Regions from separate parts of the Homo sapiens genome. Here region 2 is linked to region 1. Evidence: read pairs that join two places in POLR2A ChIA-PET (ENCODE). Cell type or tissue: PC-9. All regions are shown on one strand. Region 1 has its middle 29 kb from the start of LNCAROD. Region 2 overlaps DKK1 (dickkopf Wnt signaling pathway inhibitor 1).

The links. ChIA-PET counts read pairs that join two places held together with the same protein. Peaks named below come from ENCODE experiments on the same cell type or tissue, not always from the same donor. Only the 100,000 strongest peaks of a DNase experiment are listed, where the experiment ranks them.
Region 2: POLR2A ChIA-PET joins it to region 1 with 7 read pairs; 12 of 35 experiments call an interaction of 5 or more read pairs at or near these places.

What each region holds. Positions count from the first base shown.
Region 1 is chr10:52,496,622-52,501,621 of GRCh38, forward strand. No RefSeq gene overlaps it. Among named protein-coding and RNA genes, the nearest start is that of LNCAROD, 29 kb to the left of the region's middle. RefSeq lists an enhancer at 2,555-3,754. In PC-9, no CTCF peak of the experiment used is centred here; a DNase peak (open chromatin) is centred at 2,860; H3K4me3 peaks cover 1,487 bases; H3K27ac peaks cover 1,491 bases.
Region 2 is chr10:52,317,106-52,322,105 of GRCh38, forward strand. DKK1 (dickkopf Wnt signaling pathway inhibitor 1) reads left to right here. Exons shown (of 4, transcript NM_012242.4): 4 at 1-552. Among named protein-coding and RNA genes, the nearest start is that of DKK1, 5.3 kb to the left of the region's middle. RefSeq lists an enhancer at 1,159-2,358. In PC-9, no CTCF peak of the experiment used is centred here; a DNase peak (open chromatin) is centred at 2,126; H3K4me3 peaks cover 1,871 bases; H3K27ac peaks cover 3,635 bases.

The DNA.
Region 1 (5,000 bases):
TTTCAAATGTTTGTTGGTCATTTGTATATCTTCTTTCTGAGAATTGTCTATTCATGTCCTTAGCCCAATTTTTGATGAGATTATTTGTTTTTTTCTCGTTAATTTGTTTGAGTTCATTGTAGATTCTGGATATTAGTCTTTTGTCAGATGTATAGATTGTGAAGATTTTCTCCCACTCTGTGGATTGTCTATATACTCTGCTGACTGTTCCTTTTGCCATGCAAAAGCTCTTTAGTTTAGTCAGGTCCCAGATATTTATCTTTGTTTTTACTACATTTGCTTTTGCAAGTGTTCTTGGTCATGAAATCCTTGCCTAAGCCAATGTCTAGAAGGGTTTTTTCAATGTTATCTTCTAGAATTTTTATAGTTTCAGGTATTAGGTTTAAGTCCTTAATCCACCTTGAGTTCATTTTTGTATAAGGCGAGAAATGAGGATTCAGTTTCATTCTCCTACATGTGGCTAGCCAATTATCCCATCACCATTTGTTGAAAAGAGTGTCCTTTTCCCACTTTATGTTTTTGTTTGCCTTGTCAAAGATCAGGTGGCTGTAAGTACTTGGGTGTATTTCTGGGTTTTCTATTCTGTTCCATTGGTCTATGTGCCTATTTTTATACCAATACCATGCTGTTTTGGTGACTATGGCCTTATAGCATAGTTTGAAATCAGGTAGTGTGATGCCTCCAGATTTTCTCTTTTTGCTTAGTCTTGCTTTGGCTATGCAGGCTTTTTATTGGTTCTATATGAATTTTAGAATTTTTTTTTATAATTCTGTGAAGAATGATGGTGGTATTTTGATGGGGATTGCATGGAATTTGTACATTTCTTTTGGCAGTATGTTCATTTTCACAATATTAATTCTATCCATTCATGAGCATGGGATGTGTTTCCATTAGTTTACGTTGTCTATTATTTCTTTTAGCAGTGTTTCATAGTTTTTCTTGTAGAGGTCTTTGGACTGCATCCAAAGGTATATTTCTAAGTATTTTATTTTATTTTATTTTATTTTATTTTATTTTATTTTACTTTTTGCAGCTATTGTAAAAGGGGTTGAGTTCTTGATTTGATTCTCTGCTTGGTCACTGTTGGTGTATAGAAGAGCTACAGATTCGTGTACATTAATTTTGTACCTCAAAACTTTGCTGAATTCTTCTATCAGCTCTAGGAGCTTCCTGGAAGAGTCCTTAGGGTTTTCAAGGAAAACGGTTATATCATCAGCAAACAGTGACAGTTTGACTTCCTCTTTACTGATTTGGATGTCCTTTATTTCTTTCCCTTGTCTGATTGCTCTGGCTAGGACTTCCAGTACTGCATTGAAGAGGAGTGGTGAGAGTGGGCATCCTTACCTTGTTCCAGTTCTTAGAGGGAATGCTTTCAACCCTTCCCCATTCAGCATTATGTTGGATGTTGGTTTGCCATAGATGGATTTTATTACATTAAGATATGTCCCTTGTATGCCGATTTTGTTGAGAGTTTTAATCATAAAGGATGCTGGATTTTGTTGAATACATTTTTGAATCTATTGAGATGATCATGTGATCTTTGTTTTTAATTCTCTTTCTGTGGTGTATCACATTTATTGACTTATTATCATGCTTCTTGGTGTGGATCTTTTGCTAGTGAGTTCTTATCCATTCTGAGGTTCTGTATCTCTTAAGCAGAGCATTTAGGCCATTTGCATTCAATGTTAGTATTGAAATGTGAGGTACCGTTGCATTCATCGTGCTCTTTGTTGCCCGTGTACTTTGGGTTTTTGTTTTTTGTTTTTGCTTTTTAACTTGTATTTTTGTTTAATAGGTCCTGTGTGATTTATGCTTTAAAGAGGTTCTGTTTTGATGTGTTTCCAGGACTTGTTTCAAGATTTAGAGCTCCTTTTAGCAGTACTTACAGTGGTGGCTTGGTAAGGGCAAATTCTCTCAGCATTTGTTTGTCTGAAAACAGTTGTATCTTTCCTTGATATATGATGCTTAGTTTTGCTGCATACAAAATTCTTGGCTGATAATTGTTTTGTTTGAGGAGGCTGAAAATAGGGCCCCAATCCCTTCTAGATCGTAGGGTTTCTGCTGAGCAATCTGCCGTTAATCTGATAGGTGTTCCTTTACAGGTTACTTGGTGCTTCTGCCTCACAGCTCTTAAGATTCTGTCCTTCGTCTTATCTTTGGATAAATCAGGGATATCCTCTTAGTGTGGATTCTTTGCTGGTGAACTAGTATGATTTTGCGGGGGCGTGTTGAAGAGCTTTGTTTTGTTATATTACCAGGGTTGGTTTCTGGTTCCTTCTCATTTGGGTAGGCTCTGTCAGAGGGAAGGTCTAGGGTTGAAGGCTGTTGTTTGGAATCTTTTGTCCCTCAGAGTGTTCCCTTGATGTAATACTTTCCCTCTTTTCCTGTGGATGTGGCTTCCTGTGAGCCGAACTGCAGTGATTGTTGTCTCTCTTCTGGGTCTAGCTACCCAGCGAGTCTACCCAGCTCTGGGGTGATATTGGGGTTGTCTGCACAGAGTCCTGGGATGTTAACCTCTATGGGTCTCTCAGCCATGGATACCGGTGCCCATTCTGGTGTAGATGGTGGGGGGTGTGCAATGGACTCCATGAGGGTTCTTAGCTTTGGTGGTTTAATATTCTATTTTTGTGTTGGTTGGCCTCCTGCCAGAAGGTGGCACTTTCCAGAGAGTATCAGCTGTGATATTATGGGGAGGAACTGGCAGTGGCCAGGGCCCTAGAACTCCCAGATTATATGCCCTTTGTCTTCCACTACCAGGGTGGGTAGGGAAGGACTATCAGGTGAGGGCGGGGCTAGGTGTGTCTGAGTTCAGCCTCTCCTTGGGCAGGTCTTGCCGCGGCTGCTGGGAGGGATGGGGGTGAGATTCCCAGGTCATTGGAGTTGTGTATCTAGGAGGATGATTGCTGCCTCTGCTGAGTCATGCAGGTTGTCAGGAAAGTTGAGGAAAGTCGGCAGTCACAGGCCTCACCCAGTTCCCACGCAATCTGAAGGGCCGGTCTCACTCCCATTGTGCCCCATCAATAGCCCCCAGACCATTTCCAGCTGGAGAGCGATACAGGCTTGAAAACATACCCCAGGCTATCTGCCTCCCAGCTGTGAAAGAAAAGGGCTTGGTTCTTTCCCTGCCTAAGGAGTCTGCACACCGGATTTACATCCTCCCCCGAGTGCTGGCCAGAAGGCTTCTCACCTGTTCAAATTGTTACGAAGTTCAGTTAGAGATTTGCTTCTCCCTGTGTAGTTTTACCCCCTGCTCCTCTCCCGTTGGATCCCTGTATTGCCAGGCAGGAATGGCCTGCTACAGGACCCCGCGAGCTCCCAGGGCCTTTCTGCTGCTTTCTGTACCCCTGTATTTCACTCGGCTCTCCAAATGGACTCAGCTCCAGGTAAGGTCATAAACTTCTCCTGCAAACAGACCTTCAGCGTCTCCAGTGGGGGTGTGTGTTTGGGAGAGGAGGGTCTCCCTTTCCCACTTCTGCAGTTGGGGCACTTAGAGTTTTGGGGGGTCTCCTGGGTCCTTCAGGAGTAGTCCACTTCCTTCAGAGGGTCTGTAGGTCTTCTCTGGATTGCTGATTTCTAGATGGCTTTTATAAACAATGCTGCAACCAACATGTTGGTACACATGTATTTGAAAATATGTGTGCGATAGCTTGAAGATAAAGTCCTTGAAGTAAAAATTCTTTGTCAAAAGGCATGCTAATTTGAATTTCAAAAGATATTGTCAGGTAAGTAATATGATACTTTTTGAAGCAAGAAAATTCATTGCTGGAACATTTATACTTGTTATAAATTTTTAATATATCTAACCAAATCAGCCTTATTCTAAATTTTAACCACTGTTTCTGTTTCTGCCCTCTGGAAGAACCACCACCGCAAAAATAAGTATTTGCCTTTGTAGTATAACTTACATTGAAATACTTTTAAAAAGGCTCATCTAAATATTTTTCTCTTCATGTAGAACATTCTCAGTTTTGCAACTATTCATCTTCGGAACAGTTTCAGAACCTTTATCTGACTGTTTATAATTCTCTGACTTTATCTGTGTCTTTAAGTGTGCTGCTTTCTCCCAGTGCAAAGCCTTGTGAAAAACTTGCAGAGATCTCGTTTGCAATTGATGTGGTCCAAGGAAGAGCCCTCACAAATTCTTACTTCATCTACCAGGGTGTGACAAGACACCATTTCATTTGTTGAATTTTTTTTTGAATTGGAATGAATTAAAGATACATTGCCTTGTCCTACTTAGTATGATAGGAAACAGATTATTTTAGACAGAAATTTTAATGAGCACATGCTATATTTTAGTAAGTTTTTTTTTCTTATGGGTCACAAATGTAATTCCTCTAGATTCCCCAGTTTGTGTAGAGAAGACACTACAGAGTTTTTATGTAGACTAGAAGTTTTTCTATGCATTTATAAGTACATATATTATGCATGTAAAATACACACATATATCTTTTACATTATCTTATACATAATGTCAAATTGAATCTCATTGCATAAATATTAATAAAGGTTTTTAAATCTTTGTATAAAATAAGATTTATAAATCATAAAATGAGATTCAACTTGACATAATGTTCTGCAACCTTTTACACTTGGATCTAGTATTTTTCCTGGGAATTAACATTATTCTTACTTTTTCATAGTTTCTGCAATGTATTTGTTCTCTTGTTTAGAATATCAGAACTTTCTCTTCCAATTTTCTTCGCCATTTCTCAAATATTTGTTCAAGATCACCTCGTACGGCTTTATGATCATTAAAAAATTATTAACAGAACATAGACATGGAAGGCTGTATGTTCTATGGAGTATACTCTGGGGAGCATCTTAAGGCCATCTTTCTAATCAAGTATATATGTACTATGGTTGCTGCAAAGCTGCATTGTAAACATGGAACATAAACCCACAGAAAGACTTGTGCAGAGCGCTCATAGAAGCCTTATCTACAATATCACAATATTACTAGCCAAATGTCTGTTGACAGGTGAATGGATACACAAAAT
Region 2 (5,000 bases), 180 kb before region 1:
ATTTTTGTACACATTGATTGTTATCTTGACTGACAAATATTCTATATTGAACTGAAGTAAATCATTTCAGCTTATAGTTCTTAAAAGCATAACCCTTTACCCCATTTAATTCTAGAGTCTAGAACGCAAGGATCTCTTGGAATGACAAATGATAGGTACCTAAAATGTAACATGAAAATACTAGCTTATTTTCTGAAATGTACTATCTTAATGCTTAAATTATATTTCCCTTTAGGCTGTGATAGTTTTTGAAATAAAATTTAACATTTAATATCATGAAATGTTATAAGTAGACATACATTTTGGGATTGTGATCTTAGAGGTTTGTGTGTGTGTACGTATGTGTGTGTTCTACAAGAACGGAAGTGTGATATGTTTAAAGATGATCAGAGAAAAGACAGTGTCTAAATATAAGACAATATTGATCAGCTCTAGAATAACTTTAAAGAAAGACGTGTTCTGCATTGATAAACTCAAATGATCATGGCAGAATGAGAGTGAATCTTACATTACTACTTTCAAAAATAGTTTCCAATAAATTAATAATACCTACCTAAATGGTCAATATTTTTCGGACAAGGAAGAAAATCATCCACAAAAATAATACTCCAAAGTACTTGGTGATTGGCAGGAACAGGATGTGTGCCCATAAATACAGTTAACAAATACATGCAGATTTTGTACCAAACAAAATAATTTGCAGTATCTTGAGTACTACTGCATGCAAAGCAGACTTGTTCTAATTATTTTGGTTTTAAAATAATTATTAATTAAAAATCACAAATCCTTCCTCATTCCACTCTTTTTTTCTCTTGCTAGGTGAGTTTCATATTTCAAGTTTTGTTTAACCTGAAATCTATTGATTGGAATGAGGATACGGATACAGTATTTTAAAGAAAACCCACAGGAATAAAATCTAAATTTTCTTTGCATTTGTACTTGCCAGATTTCATATTGTTTATACTGAGGAAAAGGGAAAGCAAACTTCCCAATTTATACTTTTTCTGTAGTATTCTAAAGTCTGCACCCAAACCACAAAATGCTGCATTTCAGGCCTGCAAAGGATAGTAGTGACTGATCAATCGTGCAAATATTTCCTTAAATAACGCAGATGTACTAGACCGTTTGTTGTTTTTGTGTTTCTGGAAGTGGTTCAATTTCAAGGGTCTCAACCAGTGGGACACAAGCTTTGGTTGGTTCTTCACTGAAAGAGGAACTGGCAGGATGTCTGCTGTTACATTCCTTTTGTCTGGAAGTCTCAGCTTCCTCACCCAGGAGAAACTTTCTTTTTCTACATGCGCTTGTTTTCTGAAGTGCCAGAAAGGCCAATTCTAAGGCCTGCCATGTCCAATAAAGCACAATAAAGGAAAGGAAACAGGAAACTTTTTCTCCAAAAAGAAGAAAGAAGAGCCTTCTGCTTAAGTGGGGAAAGAAGCAAACTTTTAAAGGGCTTTGGTTATTGGATCCCTTCCTTTCTACAGGAACGGACCTCAGTACATTGACCCTAGTGACAGCCTTTCTTGCTTCTCATCTCCAGATGAGAGATGTGTGGAAGAATACAAAACCAACCAGAGGGATGCCTCTTCTTCCTATCCAGCTGAGAAATTAGGAAGGGATTTCTGTTAAAAAGAATTCTTCATATTTATAAAGGTGGAAAATACCAAGAAAATTGTAGGTTTTTATTAGCTAGTAATAGAGGCTAGACGATGGAAATCAGATAAAATACAAATTCAAAAGAGGATTATTTAAGGAATCTAGAACAATTTGGGTAATGATTGTTTAAAATGTCTGTTGTTGTTGCTGTGTGACTTTTAAACAATGTATTTTAACGGAAAATACATGCATCTGGGAAAATTTCACAAGATATTTTATCGAATGTTAGTATACTCTACACGCTGTCCTGCACCTTGCTTTTTTTACTCTATGCGTCTTGCAGATCATTTTATATAATACATAGAGAGGTGACTCATTCTTTTTAAAGGTTACATTAAGTTTGTAGTATGTCAGAATGGCAATACTATAATTGTTTTAACCAGTGACGTTTAAGTTGTTTCCAGATTTTTTGATCTAACAAATAATGTGTCATGAGTATAGAATTTTTATGTTCATGTACTAGTATAGTTATAGGATGACTCATATTTGAAGCAAAGTACAAAACGCATGCTTTCTGTAGCTACTCATAAATTCTGGTATGAGCAAAATGTCAAGATGCTTGCTTATCACCGACCAAGTGATGATTAAGCTCTTGCTAAACTGTATCAAAGGAGAAAAAGGGAAATACAGGCTTATCCTAACAATTTCACAGTGAACAGTAATCTCTGGCATTCAGTTAAAGCTAGACTTGTTCTAATTACTTTGATTTTGAAATTATTATTAAATAAAATCACAAGCCTTTTCTCACCACTCCCTTTTCTTGTTTTGCTAGAAGAGTTGAATATTTCAAACTTTGTCTAATCTACTGATAAGAATGAGCCTGGCCCTTCACTTTTAAATTGGTGACATTATCAAACTTTATCATACTACCAACTTTCTTTTACGGTCTTAGAGAAAAATAGACAATACTACCATTAGGCTTATAAAGTGTCTTCCACTGAGTTCTATGATTGCAATTTTCATACCTTCTAAAATACTATTCTGAGGACAATATTAAAATATAAAAGAAATACCTTATCTTTACCTTAAAGAAGAAGAAAATAATCTCGTAATTTAAGCATTCAATGTTTGTACAAAAGTGTGTGTACGTATGTGGTCCTTTATATATTGAGTGTAAGGGTTGACAGCTTAGAAATAGTTAATCACATCAAAAATCTAGGACTACAATCTAGGTAATGCTAAGAAATTTTAATTCCATATACCTTTATTTAGTCTGCCACATCCAGTGGGCACTATGCTAGCATTTGAAAAGATGCATATAATATTGGCCTTTAACTTCAAAGAACTTAGTCTTTAGCAAGGGAGATGATGAACATTAGTGCTGGAAGTTGATTTAGTATAGTGGTTAGAAACAGTCTCTAGAATTGGATAGATTTGGGATTGAGTCATGGCTCCCTCAGTAATGTAGATGTGAGACTAACGCATGCATCAGAATACTATTATGTCTAGCTCAATGTAGGCACTCAATTTTAGGTCTTTACTACTGGACAATGAAATGTATATATTATATTATGTCGTATTATCTTACATACATTAATACCTGACAACAGATTAAAATTAATTAAATCAGCCTGTAATTGCTCAGAAAAAGCTTCAGAGAAGAGGTAGTATTTGAACCATCACCTTCTCTTGCGCTTTTATTTCAAGGAAGAAAAAGCACTTAAACTAGAAAAAGCAAAAAGGAGACATGGGTTGATACCGCTCATAAAAATCAGGACGGAAAGCATTCTGCAGACTCACTTGTGATTTCTGTTCCATTGTAATTTGCAATGTCTATCACTTGCCATGCTGACAAGCAAAATTCTGTCCCCAGTATATGTAATCATCCAGTGCAGTTCTGCTCAGTAAATTGCTTAGCCTTTCAGAGACTCCTACTCCAAAATCTTGGGTGAGGGTTCTGATTAGCTTATCTTTAATCAGGGGTCCATCTCTGGTTCAATTGTCTAGCATAGCTACTCAGTTCGTAATATATAAACACAGCTGTCTATATCCATTCTGCCTGTAATAGGAACTATAGTAGTTCTACAAGAGGAATGTGTAGGGACAAATCCCACATCTCAGGTCTATCACAAATTAGTTTTGAAGGATGAGAAGGCATTTACAAGGTAGAAAAGAAGAGAAAGAGTTTCCTTCCTATTGGAGACAGAGGAAGAAGTGTGAGCAAAATTATGGAGTTATAAAAATAAAAATACATAATATATTGAGAAAATAAGTAATATCCCACTGTGGCTAGATTTGGGGGTAGCTAGGAAGAGGATTTTTCTGATTTTTGGTTATATAATTTCTTACCCAGAAAAAATAGACTACTACAATTTTTTATTTTCAGCAACAGTTACTGTGTTAGGTGGCAACGCAATTGAAGAGGATATATTTGAGACATATTTTGTCTGAAAAAATTACAGATGTCACAAACTACAGTGATTTTTTACCAAAAAATTACAAAATAAGGATATTATTTTGTTTCCAGCAATAGTTGTTCCATTAGATTTCAATTAAAGTAAATAATACAAATAATACATTACAAATAATGTAAATAATACCTTTCACAAACACGGTGGATTTTTTGCCAAAAATTTATAAATCCTAATAATGTGACATAGACCCTAAATATTAGCATATGAAAAATTACCTTGCAAGGGCAATGATAACGAACACCCTGCTGTTTAAAACTGCTGAACAAATTCTATAGTAAAAAGTAAAATTGGCAGAAGGCATCAAACATGGCTTATCTTGATAAATTCATATTACGTTTTATAATATTTCACAATCTTTCTCCTGATGAGCAAAAAAAATACTTTTAAAAAGCATCCTGTATGGAAACTTTTCACATATCTGTGATACTCCGAAGTTCAAATTAAAAGCAGAAAATGATAGAGGCATATCTTGTTATATTGTGCTTCACTTGATTTTTTTTTTATAAATTGAAGGTTTGTATCAGCTTCGCATTGTGCAAGTCTATTCGTGTCATTTTTTCCAACAGCATGTGATCATTTCATGTTTCCATGTCACATTTTAGAAACTTTTTCGGCCGGGCGCGGTGGCTCACGCCTGTAATCCCAGCACTTTGGGAGGCCGAGGCGGGCGGATCACGAGGTCAGGAGATCGAGACCATCCTGGCTAACATGGTGAAACCCCGTCTCTACTAAAAATACAAAAAATTAACCGGGCGTAGTGGCGGGCGCCTGTAGTCCCAGCTACTCGGGAGGCTGAGGCAGGAGAACGGCGTGAACCCGGGAGGCGGAGCTTGCAGTGAGCTGAGATTGCGCCACTGCACTCCAGCCTGGGCGACAGAGCCAGACTCCGTCTCAAAAAAAAAAAAGGAAACCTTTTCATTATTATTATATCTA